Linked DNA regions of Homo sapiens: region 2 is linked to region 1. The links are chromatin contacts, found by Hi-C or POLR2A ChIA-PET in ENCODE. All regions are on one chromosome and are shown on one strand. The core of a region is the stretch at or near the end of the contact, and the rest is flanking DNA. Distances in the headings are between cores, read along the strand shown.

The links. Hi-C counts contacts between places; a loop is a spot of excess contacts on that map. ChIA-PET counts read pairs that join two places held with the same protein, here RNA polymerase II (POLR2A). Pooled maps may share reads with other maps.
Region 2: a loop to region 1 is called in a map of OCI-LY7, with 3 times the contacts of the local background. The contact joins the promoter of TSEN15 here to the promoter of RNF2 in region 1. A Hi-C loop is called at or near these places in 1 of 168 maps with a recorded cell type or tissue (OCI-LY7) and 8 of 50 pooled maps. POLR2A ChIA-PET finds 5 or more read pairs at or near these places in 2 of 52 experiments (H1 and WTC11).

What each region holds. Positions count from the first base shown.
Region 1 is chr1:185,044,184-185,046,878 of GRCh38, forward strand. It overlaps RNF2 (ring finger protein 2), which reads left to right and starts at 1,375. Exons shown (of 7, transcript NM_007212.4): 1 at 1,375-1,466. RefSeq lists a silencer at 1,005-1,264.
Region 2 is chr1:184,050,338-184,053,032 of GRCh38, forward strand. TSEN15 (tRNA splicing endonuclease subunit 15) reads left to right here and starts at 1,393. Exons shown (of 5, transcript NM_052965.4): 1 at 1,393-1,553. The coding sequence starts at 1,419. RefSeq lists enhancers at 312-1,247, 1,000-1,109, 1,170-1,299, 1,178-1,472.

The DNA.
Region 1 (2,695 bases), core at 125-2,624:
CTGTCACTTGTTATTTAAAGTTATAGATAGTAGGCAAAAGCTTTCAAGCCACTGAAAAAGAATAATGCTTGTTTTCTTTGATGGATTGTTAGGTAGCATATATAATGTGCTGTATTTAACACCTGTCCTTTTTCTTTCCACCCATCCAAGGCGTCAAAGGCCATCTTAAATCCCGGCTCCTCAGGAAATCATCCCCAAACACACCAGCTGGAATTGATATTTTTCTTTTCCAAATTCCTATGTAAATTCATGTCATTTATTTGGAATTGCTTATAGAGAGTTTCAGAGCGTTAAAGAACTGGAAAGGACCTAGGATTCAATACAATTCTCTCATCTCGCAGACGAAGAAAATGAAGTGCAGAGGAGCTACGCAATCTACGTAAGTCACATAGACACACATTGGAGGCTATGAACCTAGTTTGCCCAATTCCCACTGCAGTCCATTGGTTTATGCCTCTATGCCTTCAGATTTACGGTCTGGTATTGCTGGTTATCTTCTCAAGAGAACATGACATCTCAACAATAGTACATATAGAGATCAGGGAACTTTCAATTCTTCGTTACTTCTTCAGCTCATAATTTATATGCATTAAATGTCGGATAATTTACTGGAGACTAACTGGCTGTGTTTTAGGTAATGATTACATCTATTAATCTATTACTTCGTAAATCCTCAAGTTCAGAAGGTAACACTGGAAGGGGCCAAGGAGGTAGGAATAAAGCAGCAGCAAGGTAAATAGTAAGAGCTGATGACCACAATCAGAATGTTAAGCTAAGTTTAGAGTGGAAGGTCATTTTCCCAGGAGCAATTACACTTGCAGTTTTATCCTGCAAGGATGAAAAGTGTATGTTTGTTGTACGAGAGCGGAAGGGTGCCGAAGTTCATGTGAAGTTCTGCAAACCAAAGCCTGATGAGGATTTCCGCCGGGTGGGACAGGTTTAAGAGGACGAACTCATGAGAAAGAAGTCTGAGCCCAAACCCCAGAAGCCGGCCAGGAAGGTGTAAAGGGTGGGCCGAAGCCAGGGCAGAAGAACCCAAGCAGAAGGTTGAGCACGAGGTGGCTGCGCCGTCATCCGGGCGTTGCCCGGGGGCTACGTCGGACCGCGGTGGGCGCCGGGGGGGCGTGGCCGGCCAGCCCAGGGCGGGGCGGTGGCGCGGGTTCTCCAGGCCAACACGCGGCGGCGCACCCTCCCTCGCGCCGCGGGCCTCCCCGCGCCGTGCACGTCCTCGTCCCGCGCCTCCGCCCCTCGCTCGCTCGCTCCTTCCCGCCCTCCCCGCAGCGCCGGCCGAGCCGGCTTCCCCTCAGTCTCTCATGAATATTGAGCGGCCCCTGTTGTATTTCCCGAGCTCCATTGCGGAAGCTGAGGCTCGCCATATTGTGCGGCGGCGCCGGCGTCCGCGGCAGCTGATACCAGAGTCTTGCTCCGGCCGCGGCCAGCGGAGCCCTGGGCTGGGGCAGGAGCCGGTGAGTGGGGCGGGCGGGGAGGCGAAGGACGCGGAAGCAGCGGGCCGGGACACGCGTCTACTCGGCAGCGTTGCAGGCGACTGACGGGGGCCCCGGAGTGTGGGGGGGGTGTGTGTCCGCGGGGGTGTGAAGGGACATGGCGCCGCCGCCGCCCCCGGCCGCTCTCGCGGCGGAGACGGCGGGTGAAGCGGGTTCTCATTGTTCCCGTGTCTTCGAGGGTCGTGGGAGGGAAGGGAGCTGGTTTGCGGAGGACCCAGTCAGCGAAGCGCCGGGATTCCTTCCTTCGCCGCGAGCCTTTCGCTGCCCTTTCCTCTGCGCGGAGGCCGGCGCTGCGGCGCGGTCCCCTCGCCTCCGGGGGCGGGGGCCCCAGCCTCTCTGCAGCCCTACTCCGGAGGCGGACGGAGTGGAATGCGAGTTTTTTCTCTGGGCTTTCGCCTCGCAGCTAGGGATGTGTGTCTGCATCGTGGGGGTGGGGTAGGGGGCACTTTGTGCAGATATCGCTCCTTCCTTCTGGGGGGTCGGAGTCGGGGTTCCAGTGTAGAGGAGCTCCTCGACCTCGGGGTTCCTCGGGGAGACCCCTTCAGCTTCACACATTCCTGGAGTGCCGCCTCCTGCTCTGGAGTATCTGTTGCTGCTTTCTAAAACCGTGAGCTTACCCAGGAGGAGTCGTGGGGGGAGGGGGTGTCTTGGTTAGTTTCTGCGGGAAGATTCGCGTTTTGAACCGTGTCGTTTACGCTGAGATGCTAGTACCCACTTTTGCCGGGAGCCCACGTCCTGCTGGTCAGAATCGTTTACCTTCTACAGAAGTCTCCTTCTTGCTTTCAGAGATGGTGTTAGTAAAAATTGATCTCAAACTTTGAGGTTCATTCCAGTTATTTGCCCGCTAAGATCAATTATAGACTCATCTATTTGAAGCCCCTTTGGGTATCTTTTTCGAGGCTGTCGGAAGTTTTAGAGAATGTAACTTTACATTGTAAAATGATTTGAAGATGTCAGGTTTCTTTGAAGTGCCGTGAAAAGGATATACATATGCACTCAGTATTTTAGTAATACGCTGTTTTTCAATTAAAAAAATTAAGGCATGGTTTCAGTGTTCTAAACCGAGGATATGTTTAAAACGAATGTACGAGCGATTTGCATTACATAATCTACTTTTGGTAATTCCAAGATGATCAGCTGGAATACTTAGTCTAATTGGTAGCTAATCTATCTGTTTTGTATTAAGTGCA
Region 2 (2,695 bases), core at 143-2,642, 990 kb before region 1:
TTTGTGAGTGTTAAGTGGAGAGTCTGGATTCTATTATTCTTCTCTGATGAGTGTTATTTCCTTTGTATTAGTAGGTAATTTTCCCGGCTAGATTTTAACTGAAAACTCTCTCCCTTTTGGAGACAGCTCTGGTCTCAGTTCAGATCTTTTGTTTTTAACTGAGCTGCTGTGATTCTGTTTTGGGTGGTTCAGGATCTCTCAGAGATGTGGGTTGACAGTTTGGGGATCCACTCTCTGACTCCTTCCTTGGGATTTCTTAATCTCTTCAGAATTCAAAATTTTCTGTCTTCACTTTTCTGCTTCCCCAGACAAGAATAACTGATAAGTTTTATACATGCATCCCTGGTACTGCTGAGCCTGACTTCTGGACTGCACTTTGCCCCAAGCTAAATGCCAAAGAGAGGAGAATTTTCTTGTGGAGTTCTTGATCTTCAAGCAAGCTTGCCCTTCCTACCAGTCTGCTGTTCACATTCCAGTATATTCAGCTTTTTGTATTGTGTCCAAGTGTAGTTCCTGATCTTCAAGCAAGCTTGCCCTTCCTACCAGTCCACTATTCACATTCCAGTATATTCAGCTTTTTGCATTGTGTCCAAATTGTTTTCTGCTGGGGGATGGTCCACTAGGGTCTTAGTCTATCATGGTTGAAAACAGAAGTTATGTCCTGCCTGGGACTTTGGATTTTGAGTCACCCTTGTCCTGGTCAATGCGATAGCCTCCTAACCAGTCTCTGTTTGTGTCCTTGCTCCCTCCAGTCTATCCTCAACATATCAGTCAGAGTGATCCTATGAAAACGTCCAGGAGCCTCCAATAGCTTCCCATTTCACTCACAGTAAATTAAAAAATACTTAAAATGTGCTACTCTGCCTGTTTGAAACTCCTCATCCTTGGCTTCCAGATCACATGCTTATGCTAGTTTGTATCCTACCTTTCTGAACACTCGTTCAGCAACTCGTGTTTCCTCTAATCCTGAAACGTGGGTCCACCCTGAAAGTATGGTTCTACTTTAAAGTTCTATGTCAGGGCACTGAGTAAGGCCTTTCCCGTCCCCAGCAATCAGAAACCAGGACCCCACTGCTGAAGGCAAAGAGGACGTATGTATCCCCCAACTTTCTCAGAGAGTTATCGGCAGCACTGACTTAAAGAGGATTAAGAGCTTCAGGGCGCAGGCTACTCTTTAATATTTTTCACGTTAGAATTTGCTCAGATTTGAATAAACGCAGAGCGAAACTAGAGAGCGTTCGCGCAGGTTCTAGCTACCTTGGTCAGAAGGAGGGGCTGATGCAACTTTCCTCCCAGTTTCTGAGCCCTCTCGCACTGCAGCTGCGAGCCTCGGGGAAGCGGAACCCACAGGCGCGCGCGCCGCTGCTTCTGGCCGGGCGCGGGTCGTGGTGCACCACGGGAGCGCCGCACCGGCCGGCATGGAGGAGCGCGGCGATTCCGAGCCGACCCCCGGCTGCAGCGGCCTGGGTCCGGGCGGTGTTCGCGGCTTTGGCGACGGCGGTGGAGCTCCTTCGTGGGCCCCTGAGGACGCCTGGATGGGCACTCACCCTAAGGTCAGGAGGCGCGAGAGGAGCAGGGCGCCGTCCAGGCCCCTAACCCAGGCAGAACACTCCCAGGCAGCTCTCTTTCTTTCTTCCTCAGTGGGAGACTGAGGACGCGCGCCACCCTCACCGAGGGGGACCGGTGTGCACAACTGCCAGCCTCAGGCAGCATCGGTTTTGTTTGTTTAAACAAGTTGCACTATCTCAATCCCCCAGCCAAAGCCATTTTGGAACTGAGAGCCAGACAGTAACTCCGCCCCTCTCAAGCCGGAGATCCCTAATAAGCGCTCCACTAGTTTTGCTGTCTAGGTAAATCCCCTTTGGGGGATAAATTTATTTAATCCTCACGGTAACCATGCAAGACAATTTGTGGGCGATGGATAAGATCTAGGGGTCCATAGTGATAAAGATTTAAGCACAGTCACGTTTACACTTAGCCTTGGGCCCAGAATGCATCTTTATTTTGAAAAGGTGCAGATTCCTAATATTTCAGATTTCTTCGAAAGTTTGAATAGGTTCTTGCTCAAAGCAGAGCTACTCACATTTTGCGTGTATTTTTCTAGATTAGCAGCAGGCGAGATCAAGATAGTCCTCTGCTTACTTCTGCTTGAGACATTACTGCCTTGTACAAGTACGGTTCCAAGCAGTGAATAGACAGTGAATGGAGATGTGGGTTTTGTAAGAATCTCAAAAACTAGTCTCTACGGTACTTTAACAGAATTGCACTCTTCTGCTAGAGAGCAATAATTCATAATCATCTAAAAACAGCCAAGAAAAAATTTGAAGGTATAAGTTTGAAGAGTTAACCTTTTTCAGCTTCTCTTGCTTAATTTTATCTTCCTACTCTGTCCCCTTCATCCTCCCAAAAGGTGAGAAAAAGAAACAATAGCATGGAAATATTATTTAGTGCCCTTTTAGGGAAACAATAGCATGGAGAGGCAGCATATTGGTTAGGCGCATGAACTCAAAATCAGACTCAGTTTAAATCCTGATTCTGTCACTTATCAACCTTGTGATTTGGGACAAGTTGCTTGATCTTATTATGCCTTAGTTTCCTCACCTGAAAAATGGGGATATTAATAGTCCATACTTACTTATACGGTTGTTACAGGATTAAATTAATGAATATTTGTAAGCCATTCAACATACAGAAA